4 separate regions of the Homo sapiens genome follow, and regions 1, 3 and 4 are each linked to region 2. The links are chromatin contacts, found by Hi-C or POLR2A ChIA-PET in ENCODE. All regions are on one chromosome and are shown on one strand. Each heading gives the region's core, a stretch centred on a gene start or an enhancer-like site at or near the end of the contact. The rest is flanking DNA. Distances are from core to core; before and after follow the strand shown. Region 1 holds the start of H1-5 (H1.5 linker histone, cluster member). Region 2 holds the start of LINC01623 (long intergenic non-protein coding RNA 1623). Region 3 holds the start of ZSCAN16-AS1 (ZSCAN16 antisense RNA 1). Region 4 holds the start of H2AC17 (H2A clustered histone 17).

The links. A loop is a pair of places that touch in the nucleus more often than their neighbours do. ChIA-PET counts read pairs that join two places held with the same protein, here RNA polymerase II (POLR2A). Pooled maps may share reads with other maps.
Region 1: a pooled map shows a loop between it and region 2 (8-fold over the local background). The contact joins the promoter of H1-5 here to the promoter of LINC01623 in region 2. A Hi-C loop is called at or near these places in 7 of 50 pooled maps. POLR2A ChIA-PET finds 5 or more read pairs at or near these places in 16 of 52 experiments (CD4-positive, alpha-beta T cell, CD4-positive, alpha-beta memory T cell, CD8-positive, alpha-beta T cell and 12 more).
Region 3: a map of naive thymus-derived CD4-positive, alpha-beta T cell shows a loop between it and region 2 (2.5-fold over the local background). The contact joins the promoter of ZSCAN16-AS1 here to the promoter of LINC01623 in region 2. A Hi-C loop is called at or near these places in 2 of 168 maps with a recorded cell type or tissue (breast epithelium and naive thymus-derived CD4-positive, alpha-beta T cell) and 7 of 50 pooled maps. POLR2A ChIA-PET finds 5 or more read pairs at or near these places in 1 of 52 experiments (activated T-cell).
Region 4: a loop to region 2 is called in a map of A673, with 5 times the contacts of the local background. The contact joins the promoter of H2AC17 here to the promoter of LINC01623 in region 2. A Hi-C loop is called at or near these places in 9 of 168 maps with a recorded cell type or tissue (A673, CD4-positive, alpha-beta memory T cell, CD8-positive, alpha-beta T cell and 5 more), 11 of 37 single-sample maps with no recorded cell type and 21 of 50 pooled maps. POLR2A ChIA-PET finds 5 or more read pairs at or near these places in 25 of 52 experiments (A549, B cell, CD4-positive, alpha-beta T cell and 18 more).

What each region holds. Positions count from the first base shown.
Region 1 is chr6:27,866,093-27,869,051 of GRCh38, reverse strand. It overlaps H1-5 (H1.5 linker histone, cluster member), which reads left to right and starts at 1,464. Exons shown (of 1, transcript NM_005322.3): 1 at 1,464-2,260. The coding sequence starts at 1,523. The coding sequence ends at 2,203. RefSeq lists enhancers at 1,205-1,274, 1,535-1,644.
Region 2 is chr6:28,862,238-28,865,554 of GRCh38, reverse strand. LINC01623 (long intergenic non-protein coding RNA 1623) reads left to right here and starts at 1,878. Exons shown (of 2, transcript NR_033379.1): 1 at 1,878-2,271. TRA-AGC2-2 (tRNA-Ala (anticodon AGC) 2-2) reads left to right here and starts at 1,799; the gene lies at 1,799-1,870.
Region 3 is chr6:28,136,062-28,139,273 of GRCh38, reverse strand. It overlaps ZSCAN16-AS1 (ZSCAN16 antisense RNA 1), which reads left to right and starts at 1,958. Exons shown (of 2, transcript NR_103456.1): 1 at 1,958-2,529. RefSeq lists an enhancer at 1,598-1,787.
Region 4 is chr6:27,891,770-27,894,980 of GRCh38, reverse strand. H2AC17 (H2A clustered histone 17) reads left to right here and starts at 1,796. Exons shown (of 1, transcript NM_003514.2): 1 at 1,796-2,282. The coding sequence starts at 1,832. The coding sequence ends at 2,224. It overlaps H2BC17 (H2B clustered histone 17), which reads right to left and starts at 1,556. Exons shown (of 1, transcript NM_003527.4): 1 at 1,090-1,556. The coding sequence starts at 1,518. The coding sequence ends at 1,138. RefSeq lists enhancers at 793-932, 1,323-1,562, 1,583-2,126, 2,473-2,522, 2,127-2,670.

The DNA.
Region 1 (2,959 bases), core at 215-2,714, 1.0 Mb after region 2:
GATTACAGACATGAACCACCGTGCCCAGCCTTTGTTTTTGTTTTTTTTTTTTTTAACAATACTTTTAAAACATAAAGACACTTCTTAGCTTGAGGGCCATACAGAAAAAAGCCATTGTCCAGATTTGGCCATAGTCTGCCAACTTCTCCAGGAGTTCTTAGAAGATGAAGTGCATTGGCTACTTTAAATTTTCTTGCACAGCATTTCAAGAATGAGAAATAAGTGACTGTTGATTTCATTAGGAATCCAAATCATCATTTGATCATTTTTATCATCCAGGCATCCTGTCCAATCCCCTCCACCTCCCATAAATTGTAAACTTCATTTATTTCAACCTCAGTGTATTTGCCTATGTTTTCCTGAGTTCCTCTGAACCTCTATAATGTGAAGTCGCTCAATATCCAATCCAACCTTTTCACAGTCAATAGCCAGATATTCTTCTAAAATATTAGCGCTAAAACACACAAAAATACCCATATTGATGTATCCTGGCTGCTCATAGAAGAGAGTATTCCTGATGGTGCAGCTTGTTAAATGTGGGTGGAGATTCAGGGGGAGCAGTGAGAACATTTCGAAAACCTGACAGTGTCCTGGGCCACCTAAACAGTTTGTGCATTTGAGGATCACTGGGAGCTCTTGAATAATTTTCCACAAGTTTGAGTTTTCTCTAAACTGAATTATCTATATTATTTTTCTTCCCCTTTTTTAATGGATTTGCCCAGGAACTAAAAAGAGAAAACACTCTAATTAGAAAACATAACACATTTAAGTTTGAATGTGAATCTGAGTAGTTAGATCCTTAAGTCAAAGCGATTTGTATTACTGGTGCTGCAATGCAGAAGAAGTCACTCTGACTGTGGAACTCTTCCAAGCTGCAAAATCCCATTCTGTAAAGACATTAGCACATGGAAACTCCTAGGACACAGAACCAGTTTGTAAAGTCAAGTCTATGTGGTTAAGTTGGGGCTGTAGGCAACCAGCTGTCCTGTGCCTGTGTTACTTGCTACAGTTAGAAACAAACTTCATGCCCAAACCAAGGAACCCAGTGTCTTTTCTCTTGCAAAAATCAAAGCATGAACTCATGGGCAAATTTTTAAAAATAACTTTCACTGGATACTTAGTAGAAATTTATCGCGACACGCTACTAACTAACATGATGCCCTCAGCCCAATGGATTCTTATGAAAAGCTGAAGGGATTTTTTAAAATATCTTTCATCAATTGCACAAGATTCTTGAAAACACAAACAAGTATGTGAACCTGGAGGCTGTTTTCCTCCTTTGGAGCTTCAAAGTGCCAAATTCTGTACCATTGTTTTAAGCATTTAATCAAATTTTGAGGACTAACAAACACAATTTGGGAGTCCAACCGCGAGCGGCGGCGGCCAGAGGGCGGTGGATTGGACGCTCCACCAATCACAGGGCAGCGCCGGCTTATATAAGCCCGGGGCCCGAGCATAGCAGCAACGCAAAACCTGCTCTTTAGATTTCGAGCTTATTCTCTTCTAGCAGTTTCTTGCCACCATGTCGGAAACCGCTCCTGCCGAGACAGCCACCCCAGCGCCGGTGGAGAAATCCCCGGCTAAGAAGAAGGCAACTAAGAAGGCTGCCGGCGCCGGCGCTGCTAAGCGCAAAGCGACGGGGCCCCCAGTCTCAGAGCTGATCACCAAGGCTGTGGCTGCTTCTAAGGAGCGCAATGGCCTTTCTTTGGCAGCCCTTAAGAAGGCCTTAGCGGCCGGTGGCTACGACGTGGAGAAGAATAACAGCCGCATTAAGCTGGGCCTCAAGAGCTTGGTGAGCAAGGGCACCCTGGTGCAGACCAAGGGCACTGGTGCTTCTGGCTCCTTTAAACTCAACAAGAAGGCGGCCTCCGGGGAAGCCAAGCCCAAAGCCAAGAAGGCAGGCGCCGCTAAAGCTAAGAAGCCCGCGGGGGCCACGCCTAAGAAGGCCAAGAAGGCTGCAGGGGCGAAAAAGGCAGTGAAGAAGACTCCGAAGAAGGCGAAGAAGCCCGCGGCGGCTGGCGTCAAAAAGGTGGCGAAGAGCCCTAAGAAGGCCAAGGCCGCTGCCAAACCGAAAAAGGCAACCAAGAGTCCTGCCAAGCCCAAGGCAGTTAAGCCGAAGGCGGCAAAGCCCAAAGCCGCTAAGCCCAAAGCAGCAAAACCTAAAGCTGCAAAGGCCAAGAAGGCGGCTGCCAAAAAGAAGTAGGAAGCTGGCGTGTGAAAACCGCAACAAAGCCCCAAAGGCTCTTTTCAGAGCCACCCAGAGACCTCTAAAAAATGGCTGTGCACAACATGTTAGATCAGGCAGCAAGATTCCTTGCATTCGAAAAATCTCGGGCAGTTCTCCCTCAACCCTAATCGAGTAACGCAAGGCAAGCAAGAGTCCAGGGTGTTGGTTGGACTCCCCACGTAGTTTACCCATGCAGTCTGTTATTAGAGTATGAATTCCAGCCGTTGGTTTTTGTTAAGTTGGTGTCAAGCTTTTTGTCAGACGCCTAGCTACAAAGAAGCTTCTTATATTTTAAAAAGCCCGCTCTATAATCTGATTGGCCAGTTTTTGTTCCATCATCTGTATGTGGTTTTTCCGCGTTTAAGCCATTTAGGCACCAGCTACTTCGGCGTCACTAATGTGTTCGGCATTAATATAATATGCTATCAACGCACAAGACAATATAGTAGCAAGTTTCAAGATGGGGTCTCTATTACATGCCAATTTGATATGACCGTGTCATTCTGTACTGGATTATTTTTTTTTCCTCAAGTCAGGTTCTCGCTGTCACCCAGGCTGGCGTGCAGTGGCGTGGTCTCGGCTCACTACAGCCTCAGCCTCCCCGGCTCAAGGGATCGTCCCACTTCAGCCTCTGTGAAGTGCTAGGACTAAAGGCGTGCACCACCCCGGTCGGCTAATTTTTGTATCCGCTATGATGCCCAGGCAGATCTCGAATTCATGAGCTCCAGCGAT
Region 2 (3,317 bases), core at 629-3,128:
ACTCATCCGGAGGACTTGTGGCTTTCTTGAAATCAGTGAGATCAAGAACCCGCCAATTCCGGACACAATGTTTTACGAATTGTGTGTTAGTAGGAGTTGCTCCTTACAACTGCTATTTCACAAACATTTATTCCTTGATATAACCTGCCACCACTAGAATTGCAGTCACTGATTCACCAAAAATAAATCAATCATGTCGTTTTTGCTGATCTTAACTTGAGGTGCAGCTCATATTTTTTTCAATATTTAGTGTTAGAAGTGTTTGGAGTCCTTATTTAGAAATTTGGTGTTTTTGTGATCAGACATTTGCCAAGAAAATTAACTCTTAAATCAATTAGTCTAGTCTATGGTAGAATTAGTTTTATTTTGCTTAAAGTAATAGTTTCCAAAAACCAACTGACAATAAGTGAGGACTTCCTATATTTTTATGCTTAGGTTTGATGAAGTGGATAGTCCCATAGCAGTATAATTGGATAAAAGGGGGTATGATCTAATGGTTATAAACTGGGGTGAACTTAGCAAAGCCTGTTTATTCAGGTTCTCTTTGGCATCTCTGTGTCTTCGTTTATTTCCTCCAAGTACATTTTCTCCCCTCTGAATTGACGGTCTTATCACCTACTTTAATTGGAAGATCAGGTAGCTTTCATGGCCCGCTTCACGGAACAAGGGCCCAGAGAAAAACGTTTCTGCTTCTGCTGTTTTCTCAAATGCCGAGGTGTCGTATTTTGGGAGTAGTGTGACCTGAACCCAGTCAAAAGACGTCCGAGTCTTTCTAATCTCTGGGTCATAGGGTCGCCTTTGGCCTATGCATTGTACGTATACAGTATGGCATTTCGCATGTCTGTCCACTTCTAGGCGCACAGTCCAACTGGCTTTGACTGGTCAGGAAGGCCAGGCCTGGATCTGGGGTTGGTACTATAGGTTAGATGTTTTCAGGTTTTGAAGGAGAAACAGGTCCCTTAAGGATGAGAGCGAATCAGAAGAAGACAGACAAAAAAGGATTTAGGATTTGTTCCAGAAGCTCATTTCTGGATTGACTGTCGTACCAAGGTTTGGCGAACGGCGGCAAGCGCTTGCCAGTTTGTCGAAGAGTGGAGAGGTCAGTTGTGCCAAGGAGTGGAGAGGTCTAAGAACTCTCCAGGAGCACGGAGGGTTTATGCAGTCATAAATCGCCTTGCTTCTGCATACTTTTTATTCCGTGGAGGATTCCGCCCGGGCGATGGCGCCATAAATGCAGGTGCGTCCTGGCTCTTTTCTCTTCCCAGTGCGCATCTCGGCGACTCTCACCACCCGAGTCTCAGAGCCCGCGAAACGTAGCGTGCCAGGTTCTCCATCCCGAGGCTGGGCGCGGGAACCTGCAGGGGCAGTAACTACGACCGGGACAAGCCGATCTGCAATTCCCCTCCTGTTTTCTCTGCCCCTTGGACTTAAATTCCCACGGCGGCGTTTAGGGCTTTCGTTTTATCTTTCTGCGTTATGCTCGCGGTTTCCTGGCAACCTTTCCAAGCAGAATCACCCCATCACAGACCTTTCTCTGGGGGGCGGCCAGGCAGGACGGCTCCCTTATAAACCCCGATAGGTGGTTGTCGAGCGGCCGTCCGAGAGGGTGACCTGCAGCGGGAGATCCCAGGCCCAGCACGGGACTTTCGATATAACATTCAGTTTTCCTTCTCTCAGCGCAGTCAGGAAACAATATCCAGTATAGCGAATTCAAAATTAAGTTCGACAAAATATGCTTCTTGGCACGACCGATAATAGTAACAGGTCATAGAAATATTTTGGCCCACGTTGAGCGTTGGGGGGTGTAGCTCAGTGGTAGAGCGCGTGCTTAGCATGCACGAGGCCCCGGGTTCAATCCCCGGCACCTCCAGCTTCATTTTTCTCCCGCCTTTTCTCCTAGATGTGCCTTGTTTGCAAAATCATGTCTATCATGTCCACGACTCGCCTCAATTTTTTTTCTTTTGTTTTTGTGGCACTTTCATTCTCTCTCAATTCTTCAAATTCACATGGAAACCAAGGAAAACAAGCTCCGTTTTGCTTTCAATATTGATGCATTTCTGCTCTAAGGCTTTGACACCACCCTGGGTGGCTGTGTCAAGAGATGAAAGACAAAATGAAAGAGGCCGCGGAAGCACAGACTGGCAGAATTCCAAAACCCGAAAAACAAGCAAGGCACCAAATTAACAAGCCCAATCACATTGGTTACATTTCCCAGTATTATCGAAGATCAAGCAAGAAAGAAAAAGACAGAAAACAAATGCGAAACCACAGGTAATTTTTTACAATTTATTTTAGATCCTTTCTTTTTTGAGCTGTTCCTTGGTCAAGGGACAGACCCAGAAAATAGGAAAACTGTCCCACGGATTTCCCCACCACTCTCTTCCCATCGCAATCTCTTTTCTTTTCCCCCATCAGGTGTCCTCTTGTTCGTCCGATTTTAGACTTTGTAAGCTTTTTGTAGGCTTTTTTTTTTTTTTTTTTTGGAGACAAGAGTCTCACTCTGTCTCCCAGGCTGGAGTGCAGAGTGCAATGGCACCATCTCGGTTCACGTGCAAGCTGTGCCTCCCAGATGCAAGTGATTCTCCTGCCTTAGCCTCCCGAGTAGCTGGAATTACAGGCATGATGCACCACCATGCCCGGCTAATTTTTTTTTTTTTAGTGGAAACGGGGGTTTCACCATGTTGGCCAGGCTGGTCTCGAACTCCTGAACTCAAGTGATCCACGATCCACCCGCCTCTGCCTCCTAAAGTGCCGGGATTCCAGGCGTGAGCCACCACGCCTGGCCTACTTTGTATGCATTTCTTTGACTCATTGTTATTGTTTCTGACTTTATTAGGGTAACTTTTATTAAAGCATAATGTAAGCTTTGGATCCAAATAGAAGTTCTTTATTGTGTTAAATAAATTGAAGCCTTCGTATCTGGCTGACTTGAAGCAGCACTTAGCTAGTTTTAAAAGATATGGAAGGCAATCAGAAAACAAAGATACATATCCCCACTCCCTTCTCTTCCCAATTCTAACCGCAGCTCACATTTTGAAGGGCCTCACACATGCATGTGTGAACATCTCAACATATTAGCGGTGGCAGTTATCTGTAAGGAGTCTGCAGCAACATTAATTCTTGCCTCCTCAGGAGAAGGAAAGAATTCGATTGAGGAGCATAATGCCGAAGGAGAGACCGAGGCAAGTCTTAGAGCAGGGGTGAAAAATTATTGAAAATATTTAGAGCACTAATGAAGGAAAGTACACTTGGAAGAGGGCCAAGCAGGCGACTTGAGAGACCAAGTGCACGGCTTGACCTCTAGACCTGGGGTCGTA
Region 3 (3,212 bases), core at 709-3,208, 730 kb after region 2:
CTTAAATATCATTATCATTCTTCCAATCACTGACCCTGAGTGGTTCCTTATCTCTAAGTAAAATTTAAACTTCTATGCTTGCCTTTTATTTTTTGTATTTTTAAAAATAAATGAAACATGATAAAGATTAATATTATATAAAATTCTTAAAAGCTGACATCTCCACCCTCAAATAGTATTTACCTAGAATGTTGGGAGATAATTCTTTAATGGCTTCTCAAATTACTCCTAGTCTTATGGTAGATTTTTCTTTGAGGTTAGGTTTTCAAGGATGTTTGTATCTCCTTCTAGATCACAGTTGTTTCCTGACCAGGATAATAAAGATAATGGCTCATTCTGGGGCAAGGCTGAGCAAAGGTTGGGCTTCCTAAGCTTGGCATTCCTCTGCTAGGTTGCAAACCCACTGTTCCATCCTAGCAGGGGAATGCCAAGCTTAGGCCCCTCTGTGGGCTTTGGGAACATAAGCTTTGGGAACAAGGGAATATAAAGCTTATGATGCCTGTGTTATTAAGTAATAAAGTCTTCTGTCTCTGACGCAGGAGTCCAGTGTCTTCTGTTAGTATCCATAAAACTGTGGCAAGTTAAATTGTTAGCTTGCAAGTAGGGTAAAAGTTTCACAATTTTCAATATGGGGTAATCACTGTTAAGTTTGGAGTGCATCCTTTTCTTGTACAAATACCCCACAAATTATATCTATATAAACAAATTTTTTCAACAAAAATGGAATATATATTGTTCTGACACTCCTTTTGTCATTTGAACGGTTGAAAGGTATTCCTCAATAGCATATGTCATATGTAATTCTTCCGCCATTGATTTACATTGATAAACAAGTGTTTTCCTTTTTTTCTACCACTAGCGTCCTGTCTGCCTTTTATTGCCTTCCAGAATGACCTTCTCCCTATCCCATACCCCTGGTCATAATTCCCCTGTACCCCCAAGTCAAAGGACTTATCTCATTGCTCACTACTCAATCTAAACACTCGTCTATTATTCTAATAACCCCCTCTCAAGACTTTATTATTCGATTTTGCACTGATCACATTCTGTCTTATATTACTTGCTATGTTGCATTTGCTGTCAATAGATTAAAGCTTCCATAGTTGAGGTGTCGGTTCTGAGATCTCCTTCCCAGTTGCAGTAAGTGGCAGCCCTTGAAATATGCAGATGTGCCATACATTTCTGACAGGAAGAGTGGTTTGCCTTTTTTTGTCAAGTAGCTAATCAATCTGATTCATCCTCTCCCTGCAATTCTAGTCTTATTCAATAATTCCTTCTGCTTAGGTAGGTCCTCATTCACCCATGTACTTATCAAGCACCCACCATGTGACAGATGCCAAGTGAGGTGAAAGTGCTGGGATGAGCACCTCTGTGGATCTCACAATGACCATCCATCTTTTGCATCCTTCTTGGTTTTTCCTTTACCCAAGTCCTGCACTTCACTCTTTACCCGTGCTTCAGAAAAGCGGAAGTTGGTTAATTAATTCCATTTGTCTAACACGGATGAGAGTGACAGCAGACAAGGGGAAAGGCAGGGAAATTCCCTTAGACTGTTCTTACATGCACTCTCACACTTAATAGTCAAAGCCACCCTATGAAATAGACACTACGTTATTAGCCTGAGTTACATAAACGAGTAAACAGAGGCTTGGAGAAGTTAAAAATAAATTGCCCTCAGTCCTAACTGGAGAGTGGTGGAGTCAGAATTTGAATCCAGGTTTAAAGAATTCTAGTGCCGGCACTCTGCACCTATTTCTCTTTGGACACTCATTTCCCCTAAGGATCAGAGAAGCTCAAAGTAGGCCACTTTTCGTCTCCGTAAGTCCGCAAGGTCCTGCGAGATCACAGTGAGCAGGGCACCAGCAAATACAGTCTGCGACCGCGAGACGTAAAGGGAAGAACGCTCCTCGGCACCCCTCCCCAGTCTATCCTAAAGTCAAGAACGTCCGAGCCCGCCTTTCTCCGGGGGCGGGCTGCAATAAAACAGCAAAATCCTCCATTCCCCATCAGCGGTCGATTGGGGGCTCTTTCGAAGCGGCAGCTCTGTAGGACCGCTCTTCTACCCCAAGATCCCTCGGCTTCGGCCCCCTAGGTGCCAGGGTCTGCGGGACCCCACGCTCAAAGCCGCCGGCCGGGGTCGACAACTGCAGAGAGGGTCGGGATAGGAAATTGCGGGTAGCGGCAGATGCGGGTCCCCAGGCATCCCGGAGGTTCCCACAGGTCTGCAGTGGGCCTACTTTGCGAAAAGGGCCCGGCTGCGCCGAGCCTCGTTCAAATCAGATGCCAGACAGTGTTTCTTGGGATCCATCCAAATAGGTCCCTTATTTCTCTTTGTGGGAGCCCTGGGCCTCCTTCCAGGCCGGAACCCAAGTGCTTAGGCAGCCGGGAAAGGCCGGTCCCCTTTTTCAGTTCTCTCGCGACCTCTAGCCACTTCCGGTTGCTAACGGTTCCCAAACAGCCCCCGAAAACGCTACGTGAGCTGGGCCCTGGGCCAGAGGCAGAAAACGGACGGAAGAAAAGGTCTGGCCGGTGAGTGTCAGAGTGAGGGCGAGATTGGGTGGTGTTCTCTGCCGGTGGATAGGCTCGACCGTCCGGTTTGGGATTGGGGTTAGGTATTAGGGAGCGGTTCAAAATTATGCTAATTGTTAAGATTACGAGTATTATTTAAAAAGATACACAACAGCAACAATACAATGAGCCCACGAAGATCAAATGCCAGTTAACTGATTTAAGCAGCTTTGATAGGAAGAAAATGCTGAATTTAATGCTAACAAAAAGATCTAAGTGCGCTGTTAGGGGCTAAGACTTTAACATTATGGGCCAGCCACTGTTCTAAACCCTTCACATTTGGTCACTCATTTAATTCCTACTTTATGAGGTAGATATCATTATAATACTGTTTTACAGATGGGGAACCTGAGGCACAGAGAGAAAAATGTATTAGCCAAGGTCATATAACTAGTAACTGGCAGAACAAAGATTCATACCCAGGCATTCTTCCTTTAAATTCTGTACTCTGGCCTTTCATTGATAACCTGGTTTTATCAGCTTAGGAAATTTGCTATCCAGATGGAAGTATAAGTTTCTACAGAGATATGTTATTGCAGCAGTGTTCTGAATCTCATCGGGTTTGTTGGCAATTTGCCTTTCAACAAAGGGTTTTTTTTTTTTTTTTTGATAAGGGTGGCTTCCACAGAGATTTAAGGAGAACA
Region 4 (3,211 bases), core at 547-3,046, 970 kb after region 2:
ACTTCTATCTCAGGATTCCTAATCATGGACTTTAAAATCCCAGCCTGAACGCTGCCCCCGCCCCAGCTAATCCTGGCACACCTCCCTCCCCAAGGCCAACTGATTAACATTGCAAAAAAGCGGCTTTCCCAAGTTGCCAGGTTCTTTGTTCAACATTTTATCCTAAAGGAGCTTCCTTAGCCTTTAATGTTTCCCGTCCCGCTTTGACACCAATAATTTCAACCCACCCTAACATATCTGCAGCGATGCCAGACGAGATGCCTATTCTCTAAAGTGTATGGAAAATGGACACCGGTAAGTCAATGTCACCCAGGATCCGTACAACTGCAGTAAGAGGGACGGTTAATTCACAGCTTCCAGCTCTTGGCGCCAGAGTCCGATGCACTCCTGCAGATAACGGTCATTTCCATTCCGGGAGAACCTCTTCGAAAAACAACCCGGATGAGACTATCTGGCAAATTGCAGCCCTTGGCGGGCTTTTCAAATAGAGCGTTGACCAATCAAAGAAGGGGGACGTTACAGGCACTGAAAGAATAACCCGGCCGCGCGCGATGGCTCACGCCTGATATCCCAACATTTTGGGAGGCCGAGATGGGTGGATCACGAAGTCAGGAGTTCGAGACTAGCCTGGTCAAGACGGTAAAACTCCGTCTCTACTAAAAATGCAATAATTAGTCGGGCACGGTGGCGGGCGCCTGTAATCCCAGCTACTTAGGAGGCCGAAGCAGAATTGGTTGAACCCGGGAGACGGAGCTTACAGTGAGCCGAGATCGCGGCACTGCACTCTATCCTGGGCGACAGAGCCAAGACTCCATTTAAAAAAAAAAAAAAAAAACAACACAAAAGGAAAGAGTAACCGAAAACCGAAAGCAAACTTGTAATTATAGCTTAAAGCACAACTGCAAGCCTTTTTCCCCAAGGGTATCTAAGAACCCAAGCTAAATTTGTCTGATGGAGCGTCTATACTCACACGCAAAAAGCCTAGGGAGCTTAGCTTACCTTTTCCCGCCGTCTTCCCTCCTAATGGAGGCCGGCCGGAGTCCACCCAAAAGACTACAAGCAAAATGCACAGGCTCTTTCTCTGGAAGCGTGAGTGGCTCTGAAAAGAGCCTTTGGATTGCTGGCAGCTGCGAGAGCTCACTTGGAGCTGGTGTACTTGGTGACGGCCTTTGTGCCCTCGGACACGGCGTGCTTGGCCAGCTCCCCGGGCAGCAGCAGGCGCACGGCCGTCTGGATCTCCCTGGAGGTGATGGTCGAGCGCTTGTTGTAATGCGCCAGGCGGGAAGCCTCGCCAGCGATGCGCTCAAAGATGTCATTGACGAAGGAGTTCATGATGCCCATGGCCTTCGATGAGATGCCGGTGTCGGGGTGGACTTGCTTCAGCACCTTGTACACGTAGATAGAGTAACTCTCTTTGCGGCTGCGCTTGCGCTTCTTGCCGTCCTTTTTCTGGGCCTTGGTTACGGCTTTCTTGGAGCCCTTTTTGGGGGCAGGAGCAGATTTAGCCGGGTCGGGCATGGCGGAGGAGAGTGAAAGAGCACTCAAATAACAAGAATGAGGACAAGCTGGGTTATGCCCTATTTATTTACAAGTCTATATGCAGATGAGATTGAGAAATTCTTCTGTCTGATTGGAAGTTACTCAGATGACGTTAATATCAATATAGTCCAATCAAAACACGTATATTCAGAAAGCTCATTTGCATTAAGAGGAAGCTGCAAGCTTAGCCAATGGCCCAGCTTCTTTTTCGCGCCCAGCAGCTGCTATAAAATGCGCGTCCCTGTAGGTTCCTTTCACTCACTTTCTGACTTAGGCCACAGGTCGTTTTACCATGTCTGGACGTGGCAAGCAGGGCGGCAAGGCTCGCGCCAAGGCCAAAACCCGCTCCTCTAGAGCTGGGCTCCAATTTCCTGTAGGACGAGTGCACCGCCTGCTCCGCAAGGGCAACTACGCTGAGCGGGTCGGGGCCGGCGCGCCGGTTTACCTGGCGGCGGTGCTGGAGTACCTAACTGCCGAGATCCTGGAGCTGGCGGGCAACGCAGCCCGCGACAACAAAAAGACCCGCATCATCCCGCGCCACTTGCAGCTGGCCATCCGCAACGACGAGGAGCTCAACAAGCTGCTTGGTAAAGTTACCATCGCTCAGGGCGGTGTTCTGCCTAACATCCAGGCCGTACTGCTCCCCAAGAAGACTGAGAGCCACCACAAAGCTAAGGGCAAGTAAGGGCTGAACTTTAAAAATGTAAACTTACAAGACAAAAGGCTCTTTTCAGAGCCACCCACCATTTCTACGGAAGAACTGAGCACTCTGTTCTCCAAACCTATCAGAAATTTGTGGCCGAGTTCAAGCACTGAGGCCATTACTTTCCTATTGGGTAAAATAAAAGTATTGAATCAGGCCTAGTAAATACTATCCAACTGCTACCTTATAACATGAAGGAACCTCCTTAATTGTCCCCTCCCCACAAACTGTCCTGGGTCTTTAAAAAACTTGGGGCCGGGCGCGGTGGTTTATGCGTCCTTAGCATTTTGGGAAACTGAGGCAGGTGGGTGGGGAGGGGAGAAATCTCTAGGGACCTGGAGTTCGAGACCACCCTGATAACGAGACCCCTGCCTCTTAAAAAAAAAATGACTGGGCGCGGTGGCTCACGCCTGTAATCCCAGCACTTTGGGAGGCCGAGGAGGGTGTATCACAAGGTCAAGAGATCGAGACCACCCAGGCAAACATGGTGAAACCCTGTCCCTACTAAAAACACAAAAATTAGCCGGGCGTGGTGGCGAGCGCTACTAAGGAGACAGGCAGGAGAATCGCTTGAACCCAGGAGGCAGAGGTTGCAGTGAGCCGAGATCACGCCACTGCACTCCAGCCTGGGCGACAGAGCGAGACTCCATCTAAAAAAAAGAAAGAAAAAAAATACCAGGCGCGAGGCCCTCGCCTGTATTTGGCGGACTGACAGCAGAAGGAACACTTGAGTCCCAGGAATTTGAGATTTCAGTGAGCCATGACCTCGCCACTGCACTCCAGCCTGGGTGACAAAGCGAGACCCCGTCTCAAAAAAAGAAAAACAAAACCCAAACAAAAGTATTTCTGGTGATCATTTGCTCCTGTGAATATAATAAATGTTAAACTAACCTTTTTGTTGTCTTTATGGGTCTTTATCAATACCAGAACCTGGTAGTTCTTTGATCAACTAAAATCTCCATCCTAATA